Linked DNA regions of Homo sapiens: regions 2 and 3 are each linked to region 1. A link is a loop called in an ENCODE intact Hi-C map of the cell type or tissue named here. Cell type or tissue: Caco-2. All regions are shown on one strand. Links, peaks and the distances in the headings refer to the core of each region. The heading gives the core; the rest is flanking DNA.

Region 1 (7,319 bases), core at 1,996-4,495:
CGCCACCCCTGATGTCCACTGGCTACCCTGAGACCAGAGAATGTTAAGGCTGGGGGTAGAGTGTGTTGGGGTTCCTGGGGCATGCACTTACCATTTTGGGGATTGGGCAGGTCCAATGGGCAAGAATGGCATTCTCAGGCCTGGTAGGAGGGAGCTCTTTAGGGAGCCCCAGAGCACACTCATGACATATCTCCACAGCATGCCCATTGCACCCCATGACACACTCCCACAGCACCACCACACCACACCCACCATGATACCCCCCACAGCAAAACCCCCAACAATGTACCCTCATGGCACATTCCCATGCTATATCCTCCATACCATACCCCTATGATCCATCCCCCACAACATGACTTCCACAACACATTGTGCAGCATGGCTCTCCTGTCACCGACCCTCACCCAACCTTCATGTCACACTTCCCCATGAGACACCTATAGGCCTATCCTGCATCAAACCCCTCCATGGCAGACTCCCCACCACAGAAGACCCCACAGCACCCCACCACAGCATATGCTTCTGTATGACAACCGCTGCAACACATACCAGCAACAGCCACAGCACACACCCCACTACACACCTCCTAAGATGCACCTCTGTTGAACCTTGAGTGGAGGCCCCATTGCCTTCGCTAGAGAAGAAAGAGTAATTTCTGACACCTGCGCACTAACCTGTTTTTCCTTCCTTTGCTTGGGCAAAGATCTTGAGATACACAGGAAGAAGAACAATTTACTCTTGAGGGAAGAAGTTATAATTGATGTCTAAAGGATAGTTAATATGCTGATTACATTTATTTCCTACAAAAATGAATGAGCCCATCTTGAATACCAAAGATCTTGTGGCTTGGATGGAGGGACCGAATGGGCTCAGTCAGGGCTCCTGTTAGTTTCTGCCCCTCTAAAGGCAGTGGGAAGTGAAATGGCCTGGCCGGCCCTTCACTACAGGAGCTTGAACTTGCCTGTATTTCCTAGTACCACAACTTGGGATGGAGCCCGGAGTTTCTGTGTCCCCATCAGAAAGAAGATGATAGCACTTCTCTGCAAATGTCTGCAGTATCTGCAAATATTAAAGATAAAAGTGTAGTTACAGGTACAGTATAGGTACTGCCAAAATATGAGTTAGTAGGCCTAAAAATCACCTAGTAAATAGTATATTAACTTTTAGTTACTAGTGATTTGTTATGCTTGATTTATTATTGTCATCCATGAAGGTTCAAAATGTGAAAATAATAAGATTTGGAATTCCTGTTTTCTACCACAAATAGCATTTTGGTCTTTGTTTGTTTTTAGAGACAGGGTCTCACTCTGTCACCCAGACTGGAGTGCAGTGGCACAACCATGGCTCACTGCAACCTCAACCTCGTGGGCTCAAGAGATCCTCCCATTTCAGCCTCCCAACTAGCTGGGACTACAAGCATGCACCACTACATCCAGCTATTTTTAAAAAACAGTTTTGTAGATATGGGGGTCTTACTGTGTTGCCCAGGCTGGTCTCAAACTCCTAACCTCAAGCAATCTGCCTGCCTCAGCCTCCCAAAGTGCTGGCATTTTGAGTATTTAAGTAGCTGCTTGTTTTTCCATATTTGACTGCCCCGTTAAAATGAGTTCCGTGAGAGCAGAGTATATTCTCCATGCCTCTTTCCCCAGGACTGAGCAGTCACACATGGAAGATGTTAAGAATTTGGATGGTCATCACAATAACAAAACTGTTAAGCTCATTCAAGCTGCACTTTAGAAATGAAGCCACCAATAGGACCTTCAAAACCATGGTTGTGATCTCATTTACATGCTACTCTGTCAATTAATGCTACATGCCAATTAAATGGGACATTAAGCTGCCAATAGGTCTGCAACTCTGCATGATAGAATCCTTTCCACTTCAGCCAGTGACCTGAATTCATTGCGTCCTATTCATTAATTACCAGGGTTTGTCCTCAACTCCATCCCCAGCCATCCCTAACCAGGGCAGAAAGGCAGCCAGACAGTCTTGTTTAGGAGAGATTGTGATGCAAGTTAGCATGGCTGGATTCCAGTCATATTACCAAACATTGTAGTTGCTTGGATGCATCTGAGTTAGTGACATTCTAATCTTTTAAAATTCCTGCTAGAAGCAGAAAAAGCAAGATTTAGAGCCGAAGAGTGTGAGGGGATGGCCAGTCACATAAAGCAGCCCAGTTTTCAAGGAGCTACTCTTGGAAAACCCTCAAAAGCAGCAATTCTGCTACCAGCTCAGCTCACCTCTGGTTTGCTGCAATCCAGCCAGGTTTTAGGTAAATAATCACAATGAGCAAATGTGCCCATCTGGAAGGACTGGTCTAACACATCCCATAAGCTTACATTTTAGTTTTCAAACTCTTGCTATTATATTGCCATTGGCAAAAGATGCAGCAGTGCTTACTACTTCCCTCCTTCTGTGGCTCGGGCACTTTAGTAATTTAGAAATGCTTCTTCTTCATCTAGAGAAGTAAAAATAATTATAATAGAAAATGGGTAATTTGCAGCTACAATGCCAGGCTGATAATCAAAACCTTGTAAATGGAAACATAAGCATATGTTTATCACTTCTTGAAATTAGAATGCAATTGAAAGTAGCTGTGGCCTCAAAGAGAGGGCATTATGGAAGGGAAGGCAGACTTACTTGTTAGTTGGAGACCTGCCTGCTAATGAGGCTTTTACGTTGCTGTTGTCTCAGGAGCAGTGAATAAAGGAAAGCATCCCTGAGAGCTGCTCAGCTTGTTCAGGGGACCCTCAGGTAATCACTTATAGACTGATCACTCTCTTGCATAAAACCACGCAGAGGCTTACCAGCCACCACCGTCAGGATCAAGTTTGACCTTGTCAACATAGAGCATAAGGCCCTTGGCAGGCTGGCGCAGGCCTCCCATGCACCTTAGCCACTCTGTTGACCCTGCTACTGCCTCAGCATGCTCCATGGCCTCTCACATTCCAAGGCCTTTGCAAATGCTGTTTTCTCTTCCCAACTCATTTACCTGCCTAACTCGTAGTCATCCTTCAAAACTCAAAACATCTGTTACTTCTTCTTAGCATCCCCCTCTTAACCTGACCGAGCCTAGGGCTCTCCTCTGCCCACCTAGGCTCCCTGTGTTTCCATTTGTGCCAGCTCTTACCACCCTGGGCTGTGACCGTCCTTAGCCTTTCTACCTCCCACCAGCACAGGCAGGTGAGCATCTAAGCATGACTGTGGTGTGTCTTTGTCTCCCTTGTTCTGGCATACTGCCTGACTCATAGCTGCTGTTTGATGTTTGCTGAATGAAGGGATTATTAATGGCAGTCAAGGACTTTGGAACCATTTTAAAGTTTGTCTTTGAAAAGCACAGTTATGACATAGAGTCATTGATAACATAAATCCTATAATGCATTCCACAGCCAGTTGGGCTGCTTGGGTCCTCTGTGTCTGTGTTCATTTTTGTGATAGGCTTAGGTTGGATCATGAGTTAGTCCTGCCCATTTTTCACATCAAAGGCAAAATTGGCCCTAGAAACATAATAGTTTTGCCTCTGTACCATAATCAGGACAGCAATGTGTTTGCTGCTTTGCATCTTATTTTTGTGATATTGTTATAAGTACTGAAGGGCACACAAATGCTTTCGGCATCTGAAGGAGGTCAGTTTCATTAATGAATCAGTTGTGAGCTCAGAAAGCAAGTTTTCTTACTTTTGCCCTTGCTTTGTAACCCAGCGTCTGGCTCTCTCTCTCCCTGGTGGGCCCACAGGCCTGCTAGTGAATGGGCATGTCTGCCAGTGGCTTAGTTTTTCATCACCATCCTTATTCTGAGTCAGTTCCAGGCTCATGGATCAGTAGGGACACACTGTTTACATTTAAATCAGACCCCTGGTTTGAAGTTGACTTTATTTTTATCTGCAGATTAATTGCCAAATGCTTAGCTTTTCAGCTAATCAGGTACCTCTCATGCTCCTATCCACAGGGAAGTAAAGGGGAGCTAAGTGCGAATCCTGCCTGAAGGATCCCATTCATAAGACATAGTGAGCATGATGGTTTTGGGAGCTGTCCCAGTGTAAGACTGTGTGTGCTCTGTACTCTACTAGCTCCTGGACACTGAGGGACAAGAGGGGGGAGCAGAAGCGCTGGTCAGAGGGCACTATTTGCCCTTGACCAGATCTCATAGCTTGTCTCCAACCTGCTGATCTACGGAATGATGAGGCTAAACTAGAAAATGTCTCTGGTCCCTTCTACCTTGCTCTGAAATGCTGCCACGCCCCAGGTTCGAGTTACAACGTGTTGCTGACTGTGACTCAAGCAGTGAGTGAATGGAAGTAGGGGAAGAAAGTCTAGGCAGCTACGGTTTGCTTGAGGAGTTTCTGGGGCTGGAATAGGGTGGGGCTGTGGGGAAGCTCATTTATCCATTCAGCCAGAATTTCGTAAACCTGGCTTATGCCCCAGCTGGGACAGAGCTAGGCACAGAGACCTTGAAGGCAACAAACTGAGCCCTCTCGGGCATCCTCCTGACCCCAACACGTGGCTACTACACTTAGCAGTCAGCTGTTTGTTTCCAAAAGTGTCAGTGCTGGCTGTATTTGCTAATATAGTCAAATAACTTTATTAAATATTATATAAACTAATGAGCTATGAGTATAAAAGGAAAGAGTAGGTTTTGCTGATAAATGATCTGTTTGATTGCTCAGAAAATAATGGCTTCAACTCACATAAGCATTTTATAACTCCTGATTTCCATTATTTTTAAATAGAACAGTTTTTTTTTAAATTATGGGGGTTTTAACAATATCACCTTTTGCATTATTCCATGGCACATTGAGAGGTGTAAGATATTTTGCATTTGAATTAAGAAACACACACACACCTTAGTCCCATGTTATTTACAGGATGACCTCTTAGGAGCCATTTAATCCAAACATAAGTAATTTTATAAAATGGAGTAGGCACAGAAAATGATAGAATAACACCAATACAGTGACATTTATGAAGCAATGACTCCATAAACTGCAACTTATGGCACCACCAACACCCCTGCCCCCGCTGCCAATCTATCCTTTCCTTTAACATTTTAACTCCATTATTTCAATAAAATGAGAGTAAAATACTTATCATGAAACCCATTTTGTACTTTGAATCTTTTTAATCCTCTCTTAGGTGAATGTGCCTCTCACTGGTGAGGCGCATACCTGCTTTTCTCTGGTCACTTTTGCTTCTGGACTTCTAGAAGTACAGCCAAAACTGTTTGCTCTCACAGAGGCAGAGCTGCATTTGGTTCTGTGGTGATTCCCAGCTTCTCTCGAGGAAGAGAAGATGCGTGGTTTATTGGATCTCAATACCCTCTCCCAGGGGAAGAGGCTGCAGGACATCTGTTTGCTTTTGCTTTCAAAATTAAAGTGGATGTAATTTGGTTTTGAAAATTTTGCAATTTCACTTAAAAACATTGCTGTTGGGAACCAGGGAGTCAATGTAGTAAAGTCCTCACAAGGGCCTCTCTTGGGCCCACTGAGAAGTGCTGTTGCCCCCCATAGGCTGCTCTTGCTCATACCCAGGTCCTGAGGGGCCATGCTACACAGCTCAGCAGAGACACCTGGAACACCTGGCAGGGTGGGGTCGAATCTCATCTCAGCTCACTCCTCCTTGCTGTGCAATCTTGGGCAAACAAGTTCAGTTCTCTAAGTCCCAGTTTCCTCATCTGCAAAGGTGGAGTAATAGCATCTAATTGAAATATGTGTGCCCCTTAAATGGTTGGAAATATTAGTCAGTGCAAATGCTTATTCTTTATCTTTCCTTGGATTGTTCACCCGGAGCCATTTAACCTCACTTCTGAGTCCCCTTACACACAGTGATGTTGATCATCTGGGTACCCACAAAATGTAAGGGGACATTACAGCCCCGGGCTGCTGCAGGGCAGTGAAGCTGTGAATCTTCTGGAATGCCATGCCAGGCCTGGGCACTGGCTGGCTGAGGGTAGGACTCAGGGCACGATGGTCTTCCCCAGGCATGGCTTCCTCCCAGCATCACCTCCAGCCTAGGCTTTGGGGGCCTCTAGACAAGGGCCTAGAATTTTCTCTGGCAGGCCTGAAGCTGGGTGGAACAGTGAGGGCTGGACACAGATCAAGGAGTGGGCTCCAGATATGCTGCTCAGTGAGGAAGGGAGGACTTAGGTCCCCAGGCTGTCAGTTTCCCTCCTCCAGGGCAGGGAGCATGGAGCATTCAGAGGAACACTGACTTTGGAATAGCAGAGAAGGCAGGAAATGGTTGGAGCAGGAGCACTGAGTTATGGCTGGGAGAAGCTTTAATAGGCCATTAAGGGGGTGGGATAGGGTAGGGGAAGTAATTAAGGAGGCCATTTTGCACCCTTGCCCGGAGCCTGGGACCCTGAGACCAGGAGTCTAGGGATTCGCTCTGCCCTCAGACCTGCCAGCTCTGCACACAGCCTGAGCTGTACCACAGATGTGGGCCACCTTAATTCCAGCAGCTACCTTTGAGATACACCCTTTGGTTTTCAGGATTCTGGAATCTCATCATGTCTGATGGAGAGGCAGTTCAAAGTCATTGGCAGTGGGTCAGCAGTATTGTCTGCAGATAAAGCATAGCTTCTCTTCTCTTAGTATCACAGATGTTAGGCAGCCTTCCCCTCTCAGAATAACCTCTAGCTTTTGAATCATTTGGCATGAATATATATGGAATCATTGGTGGAGTTTTTAGTCTGTTATTTTTCCATTCAGATTAGTTAGAAATGTACCTTCTTGAGCTAAGGCCTAATACAGAAACTACTTTGCAAAAAAAAATGGAGACTTGGGAAACTTAAAATGAAAATCATATAATGGAAGCCATTATTTAGTCTCTAATCCATGAGTTTTTATGCTGTGCGGGTATTTATATATTATACTTTCTACCAAAGTTCTTCACACAAACAGGCCTGAGTGGGTCTCTTACTTCTTACCAATTCTTACAAAAATTATGGTTAACATGTCATGCCAACTCCATGCTCTTCTTATTTTCCAACACATTTTCCTTTTACAATAGAAATGTTCATATTGGGTTAAATTAGAAAGTTATTTTAAATAATCACTTCTGAGGTATCAAAGTAAGGAAGATTTTATATTTTTTATTTTATAAATGATGTGGTGGTTTTCTTTGATTACTTCTTGGATCCTACTGTTCAGAGAAAATCAGATATTCCTTTTTGTAAGAGAAGTTATGAATCTTCCCTGAAGAGTTTTAGAAAGATAAATACTTCTCCCTTGGCATGATGTCAGCAACTTCTGCCTCGAGGAAGGGAAATGGAGTAGAGAATTGCTCCAGGTCCTTTTCAGCTTTAGATTTCTCTGAATTTAT
Region 2 (7,319 bases), core at 2,372-4,871, 66 kb after region 1:
CCATTCTCCCCGTCACTTTCAGGTACACCAATCAGACGTAGATTTGGTCTTTTCACATAGTCCCATATTTCTTGGACACTTTGCTCATTTCTTTTTATTCTTTTTTCTCTAAACTTCCCTTCTCACTTCATTTCATTCATTTCATCTTCCATCGCTGATACCCTTTCTTCCACTTGATCGCATCGGCTCCTGAGGCTTCTGCATTCTTCACATAGTTCTCGAGCCTTGGTTTTCAGCTCCATCAGCTCCTTTAAGCACTTCTCTGTATTGGTTAGTCTAGTTATACATTCTTCTAAATTTTTTTCAAAGTTTTCAACTTCTTTGCCTTTGGTTTGAATTTCCTCCCGTAGCTTGGAGTAATTTGATTGTCTGAAGCCTTCTTCTCTCAGCTCGTCAAAGTCATTCTCCATCCAGCTTTGTTCCATTGCTGGTGAGGAACTGCGTTCCTTTGGAGGAGGAGAGGCGCTCTGATTTTTAGAGTTTCCAGTTTTTCTGCTCTGTTTTTTCCCCATCTTTGTGGTTTTATCTACTTTTGGTCTTTGATGATGGTGAAGTACAGATGGGTTTTTGGTGTGGATGTCCTTTCTGTTTGTTAGTTTTCCTTCTAACAGACAGGACCCTCAGCTGCAGGTCTGTTGGAGTACCCGGCCTTGTGAGGTGTCAGTCTGCCCCTGCTGGGGGGTGCCTCCCAGTTAGGCTGCTCGGGGGTCAGGGGTCAGGGACCCACTTAAGGAGGCAGTCTGCCCGTTCTCAGATCTCCAGCTGCGTGGTGGGAGAACCACTGCTCTCTTCAAAGCTGTCAGACAGGGACATTTAAGTCTGCAGAGGTTACTGCTGTCTTTTTGTTTGTCTGTACCCTGCCCCCAGAGGTGGAGCCTACAGAGGCAGGCAGGCCTCCTTGAGCTGTGGTGGGCTCCACCCAGTTCGAGCTTCCCGGCTGCTTTGTTTACCTAAGCAAGCCTGGGCAATGGCGGGCGCCCCTTCCCGAGCCTCGTTGCCGCCTTGCAGTTTGATCTCAGACTGCTGTGCTAGCAATCAGCGCGATTCCGTGGGCGTAGGACCCTCTGAGCCAGGTGTGGGATATAGTCTCGTCGTGCGCCGTTTCTTAAGCCGGTCTGAAAAGCGCAATATTCGGGTGGGAGTGACCCGATTTTCCAGGTGCGTCCGTCACCCCTTTCTTTGACTCGGAAAGGGAACTCCCTGACCCCTTGCGCTTCCCAGGTGAGGCAATGCCTCGCCCTGCTTCGGCTCGCGCACGGTGCGCACACACACTGGCCTGCGCCCACTGTCTGGCACTCCCTAGTGAGATGAACCCGGTACCTCAGATGGAAATGCAGAAATCACCCGTCTTCTGTGTCGCTCTCACTGGGAGCTGTAGACCGGAGCTGTTCCTATTCGGCCATCTTGGCTCCTCCTCTGAGTAAATTCTTTTTTTATATATTTTTAATCTATATCATTATGCAGCTATTAAAAGTGATGTTTTCAAGAGTGCTAATGACCAAGAAAAACCCTTATGATATAATCTAAATAAAGAAGAATTAAAAGTGAATTTACGTGGTTTGAAGAAAAGTATAAAAAAATACAAAATGAACTATAATATAAACCATATTAACATCTTAGATACGTTTTATTAACTTTTTATCCTTCACACTTTTCAGTAGACTGTAATATTTCTACAGCACGCATTAATTTTTAAGCTTATTTTATATATCATATTTATAAATTTATTAGATAATAAAAGTTGTTACTCTAAGGCTTATAGTGTTATTTGTTCCATCCTCATTTCTGATTCCTGGTTCCCAGAGCAATCACTTATGACTCTTTCAGATGTTTTCTCTGGTACTTGACTCCCCATTTCTAAATAACAAGCTTATACTGTTATATCTTGTTTTTTCAGATTTAGATAATATATCTTGGCTTCCTTCAGGAAAAATGAAGATTTCACTCTCTCACACCTCCACCCTCCCATTCACACCTCGCCTCCACCACATGCTCCCAAATTGATTAGCTCATAACTTTGGGTTTGATTCATATTATTGTTCACATTTATGTCTATGTAAATAGTGTCAAGAAAACCATGCAGTGCACTATGATTCCACTGCCTCCCATATAAACTTTGGGTTTTTTCCTAGAGTTAGTAATTGTTCATGTATTTGTTGCCTTAGTTTCCTATGCCTATCATTAATTCAGTCCCAATTTTACCAAAAGATCTCTAAAACTCTTCTTAGTACAGACAAATTCATCAGATGATCTGTCTGTTCCGTTTTGTGTCTGCCCATATCCCTCCTGAAGCCCTCCAGGTCCTAGCTGGACATCCAGCTCTCTGTACCCACTATACTGTCATCCTGGGATTGCCTTTCACTGTCTCCCTGGGGATTCTCTGTGCCTGTTTCCTGATTCAAAACCCCTGTTTCTTGGATCCCATGCCTTCTGCTTTTGGGTTTACTCTCTTATTTGGGTGGTGGAGTTCGTCTTCTGGCATCTTTGTGAGAAAGGGTATAGAGGAGGTAAATTTTCTGAGACCTAGCATGTATGAACACAACTTCATGCCATACTTCAGAGGGCAGTAAACTACAGCCCATGGGCCAAATCTGATCCATAGCCTATTTTCATTCATGTTGTGAGCTATGGGATGGTTTGCTTACATTTTTTAAATGGCTTTTAAAATTATGCAACAAAGCTTGTATGTGGCCCATAAAAACTGTATGTGGCCTGCAAAGCCTAAACTATTTACTATCTGTCCAATAATGGAAAAAGCCTGCTGACACCTGTTCTAATTGATTGGTAGTTTGGCCAAATGTAGAATTAAGGTTGGAAATGATTTTCCTTTAACATTTTGAAGACTTCACTCCACTGTCTCCTGGATTCAAGACTTGCTGTTGAGAAATCCAATGCTATCCTGCTTTCCAGTTCTGTATGTTAAACCTCTGGTTTTCTCTTTTGAAACTTTCAGGACCTTCTCTTTAAACCTACTCATCTAAAATCTTATAATGTTTTGCCATTGTGTGAATCTTCTTTTATGCCAAATGTTGATTCTCAGAGGACCATTGATTCTGAAAATGTATGTCCTTCTAGTCTGGGAAAATAGAATGTCTTATTTATTTGATAATTTCTTCTGTTTTCCTGTTCTCTTTCAGAAATTTCTATTAGTTCACTGTGTACCTCCTATATTAAACCTCTAGTCTTTTCTTCTATTTTACAATTCCTGCATACAATTCCTGCAAATCCTGCATACAATTTCTGCATTGCCTTTGTATCCTCCAAGTTCCTTTGCTCCTGGTGGCTGTTTTAGTCTCTGTCTTTCATGGTGAGCACCTTTCCAAAATTTGTCTCTTCCTAGACTGTCCACTCATGTTTGCAGATCAGGCCCTAAATGCAGGCTAGAAGCTCTGGATGTGAATGTAAAGCTGATAGACCTCATGGTTATATGGTCAGGCCCTAGGTTCAAGACCCCCAAATGTGTGTAGGTGTTGGTGTCTTTTCCTAGGTAGGTCTGTTCCCCAGAGAGACATTCTGGGAAACATACTTAATCCTTCTGTCTTAAAGATGTTACTTCCCCTCCCTCAGCTGTGCCTATATTTGAGAATAAAGGTTCTCTCTGGTCCAACCCAGGCAGAAAGTAGATATGCGCCCTTCTGCCACAATGGGAGGATAACGTAGGCGATTAGAGGCTGGGGTGGATCCAAGGACTCTTCATACAAACTCTCAACTGGCCCTCCTGTTTTCAGGCCCTCTGGCACCCCCACCTGGAGAGGTTCTTGGCTCCTCCGATTCCTGAGCCACTCTGGGCCTCTGCTACTGCACAGCTTGCCTCTTACTGCCTTCCCTGCATGCAGAAGACTCTGCTTGGTTTATTATCAATTTTTATCAGCTCTCCAGTGTCCAAAATGTTTTGCATTTTCCCAACTATTGTCTCCTTTTGCACTCTCTTTGCCCTTATGATTTCATACTTTATTTATTCCTTTATTATCATTTTCTTAGTTTTCAGAGAGGGTAGAGATAAACAAGGAATTCTGTCTGTAGGGATGGTATATCTTCATTCTAACTAATGTGCTCGTCGTGTTACCCAGAACGAAAAGACAAGTTCACGTCCTTAAGGAGCGCTCAGTGTCATGGGAAAGGCACAGGCAGATGAATCATTTTCATACAGGTGCTGTAATGGAGATGTGTCTGAGCAGCAGAGGGTCACAGGAGAAGTATCTGCATCTAGTGGGGGAGGGCCTGAGAGGGTCACTGGGATTGTGACCTAGAGCAGTGGGGAAGGGAAAAGGCTTGGACTTATGACCATTTGGAGGGCAAGAAGGAGTTTTAGATCAAATTGTTATTTTTATTGACTCTCCTCTCCTGGGTGCTATAAAAAAGCATTGATTTCTCAATGCAGGGCCTGTCCTATCAAGATGAGCTAAACCATCACAGGTGACACCTGGGTATCCAACATGCCCAGCAGAGCTGCCTGGAGAGAGCCCTGTCCTTCCACCATTTTCTTCTATAAAACAGAAATTAATGTGAAGGTTAAATGTATGTAAATTGCTCAAGAAAGTCAGCACCCAGCAGGAGTTAGTCCTCCCAACCCCCATTTCTTTTAAACAGGAAGAGAAAAAGAAGGAGCATGTATGTCCCATGTATAACATGAGCTCAGATGCGCAGAAAGATAACTTACTTTGCTTTCTATAACATTCAACTTGATCTTAAGCCACCATTTCCATGAATTGTGAAAAAATATGTCACTTCAAGGGATTCCTGAAGTGGTAAACTTTTTAATTTTCAGCTTAGTCTTTTACAGGTTAGTTATTAATCAAGTGCATTTTTTCCTGCCTACCTCCCCAAGAGTGCATTAAGCATCCTGGATGGCTTAGCATCCTGGCTTCCAAAACAGGGCAGCTGCCCTCACTACTTTCTAGCCGAGGGATCTGTCCTTAATCTTAGGCACTGGCATCTATCCACTCTCGCTCCACTATTGAAGCCTCCTCAGCTTCTCTTGTCTCAGGCATTATATCCCTGTTGTCTGGACCTGTGCCTTGGCTCCCCATGGTACTGTCAATGCCATAGTCCCTGGCTTTGGACTGTACTCCCTATACCCTGTATCTACCCGCTAGTAGCCCAGGCACCTGCTGACTGCTAATTCTCAGCCTCCTTCACTATTCCTCTCAAGGAGACTTAGAATTGCTGTGGATCTGTGCCATACCTTGCCAAAGCTGAAGGAGGCTGTTCTGAAGCTCTCTCTGCTATACACGCCACATGCCATTTCTATTCTGTCAGTGCCGTTGTGTATTGGCACAGGGCAATGCAAGGTGGTCTTCCAGAATTCCAGATGGGAAGCAAAATATAAACTCCACTGCTCTAACATTGTCAGATTTAACTGGGCATCTTAACTATGCCCTCCCAAACCCCAATACAAATTAGGTTTATCTCTGCAGGGTATGAGAGTATAGGGAGCAGGCCTAATACCTGTCTAAACTGTCACCACAGACATTGTCTATCAGGCTTTTCTCTGCCCTTCTGCCCATTCTTCCACCTCACCTCACCCTCAGGCCAAAAAGGGCCTTTTGTTTTCATTTTCACTTTCTTTTCTTTTTACTGCTCTGTGGGCTTTAGTGAAACTGTGCACTCTGATTCCCCGGGTTTTCTGGTTCTTGATTATTTTAAGAGTAACTTTTGGAACTTAAATAAACCTTTTCTCTCTCAATATAGCCTGGCTCTTTTAAATGAAAGCTTTAACCTTCACAAGCATTACCTCTGAAATGAGTTTCAAGAGCCAGTTGTGGGAGTCAAAAACTGAATATGACCTCCTTGCTCTCAGCTGGGTTCTGCCATCCCCTTGAAGGAGGGGGTACCTCAGCCCTCAGGAAGGAGAGCCTGGGCCTGCCAGGATTACCATGGAAGGAAAATGCTTCCAGTTTCCAGGGGGGCAGCCTACACTCTTAGGATCAACTTTTCCATTAAAACAACAAAAAGTGGTGGGTAGCACGTTTTCCACACTTCACCTTTTTTAAACTTTTATTTTGGGTTCGAGGGTACATGTGAAGGTTTGTTATGTAGATAAACTCATGTCTCAGGGGTCTATTGCACAGATTATTTCATCACCCAGGTATTAAGCTTGGTGCCCATTAGTTATTTTCTCTGCTTCTCTCACTCTCCACCCTCCACCCTCAAGTAGACCCCAGTGTGTATTGGTCCCTTCTTTGTGATCATGAGTTCTCATCATTAGCTTCCACTTAGAAGTGAGAACATGCGGTATTGGTTTTCTGTTCTGCTTCTCTTTAGCAAACTTCACTATTAAAGCTAAAAAGCTGAGAGATAAACACCTGGAACCAGAGAGGTTAGCAGGCTATGGGAGCACCAGAGCCACTGGTGCCCTGTTGAGCACTTGCCAGAACGGCTCACTTAAGCTTTGAATCAGCAGCCATGCAAGTCGGGAAGAACAGAATTCAGAGACTGGATCCCTTCCAAGCTGAGAAGCCTCAGAGTTGACTTCCCCTACATTCAGCTGAACCCACAAGGAGCTATACCCTCCGGGGTAAGGTAAACTAGATCTTAATTCACCTTTTCCCCCTAATCCTAGAGAACTTCTGAGAAGCCTTAGTGCTTTAGTGCTGAGGCAAAAGAGGAAAAGTGAAAGAATAAAATATCCCTAGGAAGAAGCAGCCACACATGAGTCCTTGCTCAGATTTGAAACTCCCATCCTGGATTAGCCAAAAAAACTCAAGCCAGGAATTTGATTTCAGGTTATTCATGAGTTTTAGGTGCCTGGCAAAAGCAAATATGAAGTGTCTCTGGAATATCTATCTTAGATCTGGAGGATCTTTCACAAATAACTGCTCAGGAGCATTCACCAGAAAACATTGAAAAATAACTAGGCACAAAAGAAAACAATATGACTAAGAACTATCAGAAAAAACAGACAACAGAAATAACCTGTACAGACTTTGAAACTGGCATTGTATGATACAGATTTTAAAAGTAGTATTTATATCTAAAGAAAAAAGAAACTATAGAAAGTCACCAGATTTGATGAAAAACTCATCAGAATTTCTAGAAATTATGACCAAAATAAACAAAATTAAAAGTTCATTGAAAGCTCATTAAATGTGTGCACACCAAAAACAGGATCCCAAAATACATGGAGTAGAAACTGATAGAGCTGAAAGGCAAAATAGACAAATTCGCAATTATAGGTAGAGATTTCAACACCCCACAATTGCCAATTACTACTGCTAGACAGAACTACTGGACAGAAAATCAGCAAGGATATAGAAATAAAGACACTCAACAACAGCATCAAATTGATGTGTAACAGAACTCTCCATCATCCAACAACA
Region 3 (7,319 bases), core at 2,367-4,866, 100 kb before region 1:
GTTTTGGTACACATTCAGCTTCCTGGCAACAGGCCCTGATGCTGCATCCCCCCTCATCCCCTCCAGGAAACCTGCAAAGAGCCCAGAATGCACACTCTGATCAAATGTTGCTCAAACTAGTAGCAGCGTTTGGAAGGCGCTTCATGACCTGCAGAGTTGCTCCCAGTATGAGGCACTGCCAAGTGGGAGCAAACAATACTTGTGTCCATGCTCAAGGCATTGGTGGGGATTTAGTCTCAGTGACTTGGGAGTATTAGGCTCCCAAGCGCTGCCAGCTCCAAGCAGCAGCCCCAGTGATTTCGAGCATTTGCTGCTGAGACATAGCAAGCAGATGGGAGCAAGGCAGCCTGACCGGGGGCAGGCATCCCATGCCTGCCTCTGCCGAGTCACACCAGAGAAAAAATCAGAGGACGAGGACTGAGATAACGAGCAGATGCCCACGAGCTCCTTTGGTCACCAGACAGCTGGGCCTAATGGAAAGCCCACGTGCCTGGAATCGGAAGGTGAGTTCTCCTCCTGACTACTAACTCAGGCTGCATAACCTTGAGCAAGGAATTTCCCTAGAAATGTCAGGCTCCCCAGCTGTCAAGTAGAAATAGTAAGACTTAACAGGTCTACCTCATGCAGCAGCACTGGCCGTTTCAAATAGGGTCTTTCTCAACTCTGAGCTCTTCCAAGAAGCATTTTATTATTATTTCTGGACAGTGTTTTCTCCTATCTCTGAACTTTTCTTTTCTTTGAGATGAAGTCTCACTCTGTCGCCAGGCTGGAGTGCAGTAGCGTGACCTTGGCTCACTGCAACCTCCACCTCCCAGGTTCAAGCGATTCTCCAGCCTCATCCTCCCAAGTAGCTGGGACGACAGGCACATGCCACCACACCCAGCTAATTTTTGTATTTTTAGTAGAGATGGGGTTTCACCATGTTGCCCGGGATAGTCTTGATCTCTTGACCTCATGATCCATCTGCCTCTGCTCCCGAAGTGTTGAGATTACAGGGGTGAGCCACTGTGCCCGGTCCCGTCTCTGAACTTCTAAAGAATTTGCTCAAATATTCTGGTTATAAACATACTACATGATCATTGTGGAAAATTTAGAAAATACATAAAAGAAAACAACATAAATTATTCATAATTCCATCATTCATAAATATTTTTCACATTTTGTTATCTATCATGTTATATATATATATAAATGGTTAAGATAATTTTCTACAGTTTGCATTTTTCTTTTTTATTTAATGCTATATCAAAAAATTTAAGGTCATTAAAAATATGTTTATGAGCATGATTTTTAGTCTGTAAAATATCCCATTGTATCCAAGTGCCAATCCATTTAATCCTTCCCCTATTGTTGAACATTTAGAAGTCTTCCAATATTTTGATATTATAAATTGTATTTCACAAACATCTTTCTTCATAAAGCTTTTTTCTTCCCCATCTCTGATCATTCACTTAGATTTCTAGAAATGAAACCGTCTTGTCAAAGGGTAGCAGCATTTTGAAGGCTCTTGTGGCATACAGAAATGTCGCAGCAATGTTCATTCCCATCAGCAATGTGGGCTAGGCCAACCTCCTATGGTCTTTCCATCATTTGACTATTATCCTTTTTTAAAGTCTTATTATTCTGATTCAGATAAAATAGGTTCTGACTGCTGCTTCATTCAGATTTTTTAAATTACTTGTTAGGTATTCTGCTCATTTCCATGATGGGCTTAATTCTGCTTCACAGATCTGCCTGTGTCTTCCATTGCATCCACCTGTACATCTATCTAATCTCCTGAGAGACAAGGCCTGAACCCACAGTGGTGGACTGCACCAAAATGCCTTCTCTGGCCCCTGTTCAGATGTCTCAGAAGGGTCCCATCACTTTCCAACCTCACCCAGTCTGTCTTGTGATGTGCCTGGCTCTTTCCTCACCGACTCAGGATCTTTAAAGGCCTCCAGGGCCACATCACACAGCAGGACCTGGCAGCCAAGACAGTGAATTGCGATGGCTTATGAGCCTTCCCACCCATTAAACAGAAAGCTTCTTGAGAGGCTCTCTGTATCCATTAGCTCTCAGTGTAGGGGACACTATTCCCTACCTTTCTCTGTGTTAACAAGCCTTGGCCCACAATAGGAATCTTCAGTCCCAAACTCCCCCTAGAAGTACCAGTTAGGAGCATACATCCTTTCCTCCATTTCCCAGTCACTCATGACAGTGTGTGAGATAGGAGAGACTGGCAGGAAGGAGCTGGGCGTGTGCACAAGTCAAGCTAGTCTCCGGGACTCTGTCAAGTGAGACTGCCTGACCTCAAGATGCCTGTCCTTCTCCATGCCTAAGACTACAAGGTGATCCTATCAAGGCAGGCCTCTCTCCCATGGCTTGTGCCAACGTCAGCACAGTTCAGAGAGGATGAGGAGCAGAAAGGCCCCAAATGACCTCAGATGCAGGCCTTTTCTCTCTGCTCTCCAACCTTAACACCCATAATGCTGATGTTTCGGTTTCTCCCTAACTTGCTGGCCCAGGAGTCATTAAGAGAAAGGAAAGAGAACTCTTGTCACCCCAGGTTCTGCAACACTCACAAAGGTGGCTTTGTGTAGGGAAAGGCTGCATCAGTGGTCTTGCCACCCTCTTCTAGAACTAAGTGAGAGTGCTCTGGAATTAACAAATAAGTAATTTCTAAAATCCACGAAATTAACTTTTTATCTTAGACTATTGTTTCTCAAATTTATTTCTAGATTTTGTGGGCTATGATTGGCATGCATATGTAAAAAATAAAACTTTGGGATCAATTTGCATTAGAAGAACTTTGTAAAACAAAGTTAATAGGTTTGTTACCCACGAGACTTCTCAGAGTCTTTAATATACTGATATATGTTGTGAATCTTCAAGAAAAGTTTGAGACATATGTTTCACAAACATCTTTGACTTCTGAACTCTTTACTGGTTACCTCATACAGAACTAGGGTTCAAGAGAGCATGACTTGGGAACCCTACATTATGTCTCACATTTCCCTCCACCATATATGTATGATATTTCCCAGGAGAAACATCATACACCTCTAGTAGGAAAGAAAGCTCTGGCCTAGTCTCTCCCTGAATCAATTCTCTTTCTATCCAAGTCCTAGCGCAGGCTCTGGGACTGAGTCTGCTTAGATAATATAGGGCAGAGGTCAACAAACTTTGTCTTGTAAAGAGCCAAATAACAAATATTTTAGGTTTGGCAGGCCATACAGTATCTGTTGCAACTATTCACCTCTGCTATTCCAGCTTGAAAGTAGCCATAGATAATACTCAAATGGGCATGGCTGTGTTCTAGTAAAACTTTATCCACAAAAACAGACTGCGGGTCACATTTGGCTCAGGGACCATAGTTTGCTGACCCTTGTTGTAGGGCATCTCAGACTGGGGAGGAAGGGCCCCTGGGGACTGAGTCTGAAGAAGTAAGTTGTGATAGGGGAAGTCATGACAACCCCCCAAGGGGAGTCCAGTGACCCACCCTTGGACAAGAAAGCATTTCCTGAAGCCTGCCACAGTGCAAATGATGGGTAAACAGTCATTTTCCCTCCCTGCTTTGGGGTTCAGCAGGTATAGCTGCCTTCAATACTCAATGCTACCGGTGTGTGATCATAAAAAGTTTCTAAAACGTGAAATGCCCCTGGGAAGCCACATGAGGTCTTGTGTGAAATCCCCAGCATTCCTCAAGAAGTGGATTTCCTTAGGTGAACTGAGGGTCAGTGGCCTTGTCTGAACCAGGATGCTTAATTAGAGAGCAGCTGCTGCAAACTCAGGCGGGAGAATAGGACCAAGTGTCTGCCTGCATTCCATGTGCCATTCTTACTCCTGAGTCCACTGTAGGGGAATGTGCAGGGAATGCAAGGACTGCCAGCAATGTAACCCCCAGAGCACTGGGCCATGTGGACTGAACAGGCTTCAGAGAGAGCAAAACAAGTGCCATTATCTATAAGTCAGGCCTTATCTTCCAACCTGTGATGGAGGGAACCGTGGAGTGCCATCACTCAGAATCAAGGGCTTTGTCAGCAGTGTGATGGGGCAAGCACAGAGGGGTGTGACTGTAGACAAAACCAGCTAGGAAAGCTTCCTGAGGGACTCAGAAAACCCCTCCTCACCCAGAAATTAATCCCAGGTGCCTGACCACAGCTAGAGACCCATCACTTCTTCTTTTTTTTTGTTTAGATCGAATCTCACTCTGCTGCCCAGGCTGGAGTGCAGTGGCCCAATCTTGGCTCACTGCAACCTCCACCTCCTGGGTTCAAGGAATTCTCCTACCTCAGCCTCCTGAGTAGCTGGGATTATAGGTACGTGCCACCACAGCCGACTAATTTTTTGTATTTTTAATAGAGACAGGGTTCCACCATGTTTGCCAGGCTGGTCTCGAACTCCTGACCTCAGGTGATCCACCCGCCTCGGCCTCCTAAAGTGCTGGAATTACAGATGTGAGCCACCACACCCAGCCACTCATCACTTCTTTAGGGAACCCCCAGTGGAACCTGCCTGATCATTGGCTTATCCACGCCCTGGAGCAGATCTCATCATGACCGTACACCTTGGATTTCTCTGAAGTCTTAATTTAAAATACTCTGCCCCAGGTTTGCCATGAGTCCTAATCTGTCACTCAGAAAATGTACAACCGTGACCGTATTTGGGGAAATAACTATGGTAATCTAAGTTATGACCAACAATTTGGGAGCTAGTTCTACATAGAGAAGGCTTCCTGGGAAGTTCAAGTTGGAAGATGCAGAAATATTGAACTTCCTGGGTCATCTCAAGAATCAAGAAAGACTATGGTACAAGATGTGCTGAAAAGGCCCTTATATGAGTAGACAGGGGTATCTTGGCAGAGTACCAAGAGCATCCATTAAAAGTGTTTATTAATAATTATTATTATTAATTATTAATAATAATTATTATTAATATTACTTATTATTAATAATAATTATTATTAATATTACTTATTATTAATAATAATTATTAATTACATGGTTCACTCCATCACAGCTTGGAAGGTAAGGCCTAACTTACAGATAATGGTGCTTGTTTGGCTATCTCTGAAGCCTGTTCAGTCCACATGGCCCAGTGCTCTGGGGGTTACATTGCTGGCATTCCTTGCATTCCCTGCACATTCCCTTCACATTCCCCTACCTATTATTATTAATTATTAATAATACAATTAATAATTAGATATTAATAATATATTAAATATTAATAATATAGTTATAATGATATTAATTAAATATTAATAATAATATAATTAATAACAATGATAAAAATGTTTGCAGACAAGAACCAATTGAGTGCCAAGAACTTCACAATTACCCATAGACAGATAAAACTAAAACCAGAGGCCTTTCCTCATCCTCTTAAACTGGCATGTATTAACTACAGTCTGTGCAGGAAGCCACTCCAGGTGATGCAGGGTGGCCAGAGAACTTGCCCTCGAAGAACTTATGACCTACTTAAGAAGTCAAGTGGTTAAATTTTAAAATTACATAAAAATAGAAAAGTCCAATAATACCTACACATCAAAATAAAAACAGAACTACCATTAGGCAGTATTTTGTACCTACCAATGGGCCTGAATGGAGGAGAAAAATCTTCATAAACTGAAAGAAAGGGAAGAAGAATGAGTTTTGGCAAAGTCAGGGAAATTTCCATGAAGAGTTCTCCATACGCCTTGGCTGGAAGAGACTTTCAAGACCATCCAGCCAAGAATATAATCATTAGACATGAACCTCCTTTCTTAACCATGGTAGGCACCATTAATAGGCCATGGAGTTATTTTCAGCTAAGCCAAGAAATGCAGTTTCAAAAAGGCAGAGCCAAACAATCAGAAATGTTACACAAAATGAAAATGCTATCACTAGGCCTTCAACCATAGAAGAAACAGGCACAGCAACTCAAGCAACCAAGGTCTCACCCAGGAGGTTAACAAGCAAGCCAAGACTAGAGCTCAAGGCTCGTGCCTCCGAATTCTGAGGCCTTTTCTGATATTGGGCAGAGGCAGTGGGCCTCTCCAGTGTGTATTATGTGTTGGAAACCCCAGATGCCCCTTGGAGAATCTCCTTTCATGTGGCTGCAGTGGCTGCTAGAACTCTTCCTTAACAGAAACCCAGATGCTGAGAAGTCCCAGGGCAGTTCTCAGGATTGAAGAAGGAGCCTTCTTGAGGGGTGACAGCTCTTATCCCAGCACTGTCCTGAGTGGGGAGTGTGATCCCAAAGAGGAAGGGGTCCTTCCATTCTGAGGAGATCAGGATATTGAGTACGAAGGGCACCAGCACAAAACAACTTTGTCTGGCTCTGTAAAATGGGGTTCAAATTAGCTCCAGGAGGTGGGAGGAGCTCCCATGTGAAAGCTGCTGAGTGTTGGCTGCAAGTGGCTCCCGCTGCCCCTTTCTTCAGCAAGTTGCCCTCATCCCTGCCCAGGAGGTCACCCTCATCCTCTCATCTGCTCACTGGGAGATGGGTGTGAGTGCAGTATTCATTTGGAAGTTCCCTGGATGGAGCCTAAGAAAAATTAACTAGGCTCAATCAGGTTAATTTTGCAACTTCATATTTATTAAGTCAATGGCTCTAAAACTTGAGAGTGCACAAGATAGCCTAGGGGGAGAGGAGAGGAGACTTTTTTAGAAATAGACCATTAGCCCAGCGCAGTGGCTGACGCCTGTAATCCCAGCACTTTGGGAGGCCTAGGCAGGTGGATCACGAGGTCAGGAGATCGAGACCATCCTGGCTAGCAGGTGAAACCCTGTCTCCACTAAAAAATACAAAAAATTAGCCGGGCGCGGTGGTGGGTGCCTGTAGTCCCAGCTACTCCCGAGGCTGAGGCAGGAGAATGGCGTGAACCCGGGAGGTGGAGCTTGCAGTGAGCCGAGATCGCACCACTGCACTCCAGCCTGGGTGACAGAGCGAGACTCCATCTCGAAAAAAAAAAAAAAGAAAGAAATAGACCATTAAGACTCATGCACAAGGAGAGTGAGGGCTGTAGTGAAAACAGTCTAGTCCCAAGGAATGCCTCAACAACAGAACTGGCTGCCAGTGGTTCCTACAGTCAAGGCCAAACTCCTAACCCATGACCTTCAAGGCCACCCCCCTACATCTTTACCCCACTCTCTCCTTCGCTGTCTGTGCTCCCATCACAAGGAACTTAAGAGAGCCTCACTAACTTCCACATCAAGGCCCTCACAGAAGCTGTTTCCTCTGCAGGGAAAACTCTGACCCCACTCTCAACCCAGTTCATTCCTACTTCATATCTCCTTTCAGGGGCCTTCCATGATACCTCCTCCCCATACCAGACTAGGCCCCACCATGAAAAAACA

The links. Hi-C counts contacts between places; a loop is a spot of excess contacts. Peaks named below come from ENCODE experiments on the same cell type or tissue, not always from the same donor. Only the 100,000 strongest peaks of a DNase experiment are listed, where the experiment ranks them.
Region 2: a loop joins it to region 1, with 4 times the contacts of the local background. A loop is called at or near these places in 1 of 110 quality-filtered maps.
Region 3: it touches region 1 in a loop (11-fold over the local background); 1 of 110 quality-filtered maps calls a loop at or near these places.

The regions. Positions count from the first base shown.
Region 1 is chr3:139,650,764-139,658,082 of GRCh38, reverse strand. The region is part of intron 1 of NMNAT3 (nicotinamide nucleotide adenylyltransferase 3); the gene reads left to right. Among named protein-coding and RNA genes, the nearest start is that of NMNAT3, 24 kb to the left of the region's middle. In Caco-2, for the core only: no CTCF peak of the experiment used is centred there; DNase peaks (open chromatin) are centred at 2,892, 3,282, 3,722 and 4,252.
Region 2 is chr3:139,585,055-139,592,373 of GRCh38, reverse strand. All of the region lies in intron 4 of NMNAT3 (nicotinamide nucleotide adenylyltransferase 3), which reads left to right. Among named protein-coding and RNA genes, the nearest start is that of RBP1, 49 kb to the right of the region's middle. RefSeq lists an enhancer at 5,450-5,839. In Caco-2, for the core only: a CTCF peak has its summit at 3,737; a DNase peak (open chromatin) is centred at 3,753.
Region 3 is chr3:139,755,540-139,762,858 of GRCh38, reverse strand. No RefSeq gene overlaps it. Among named protein-coding and RNA genes, the nearest start is that of NMNAT3, 81 kb to the right of the region's middle. In Caco-2, for the core only: no CTCF peak of the experiment used is centred there; a DNase peak (open chromatin) is centred at 3,848.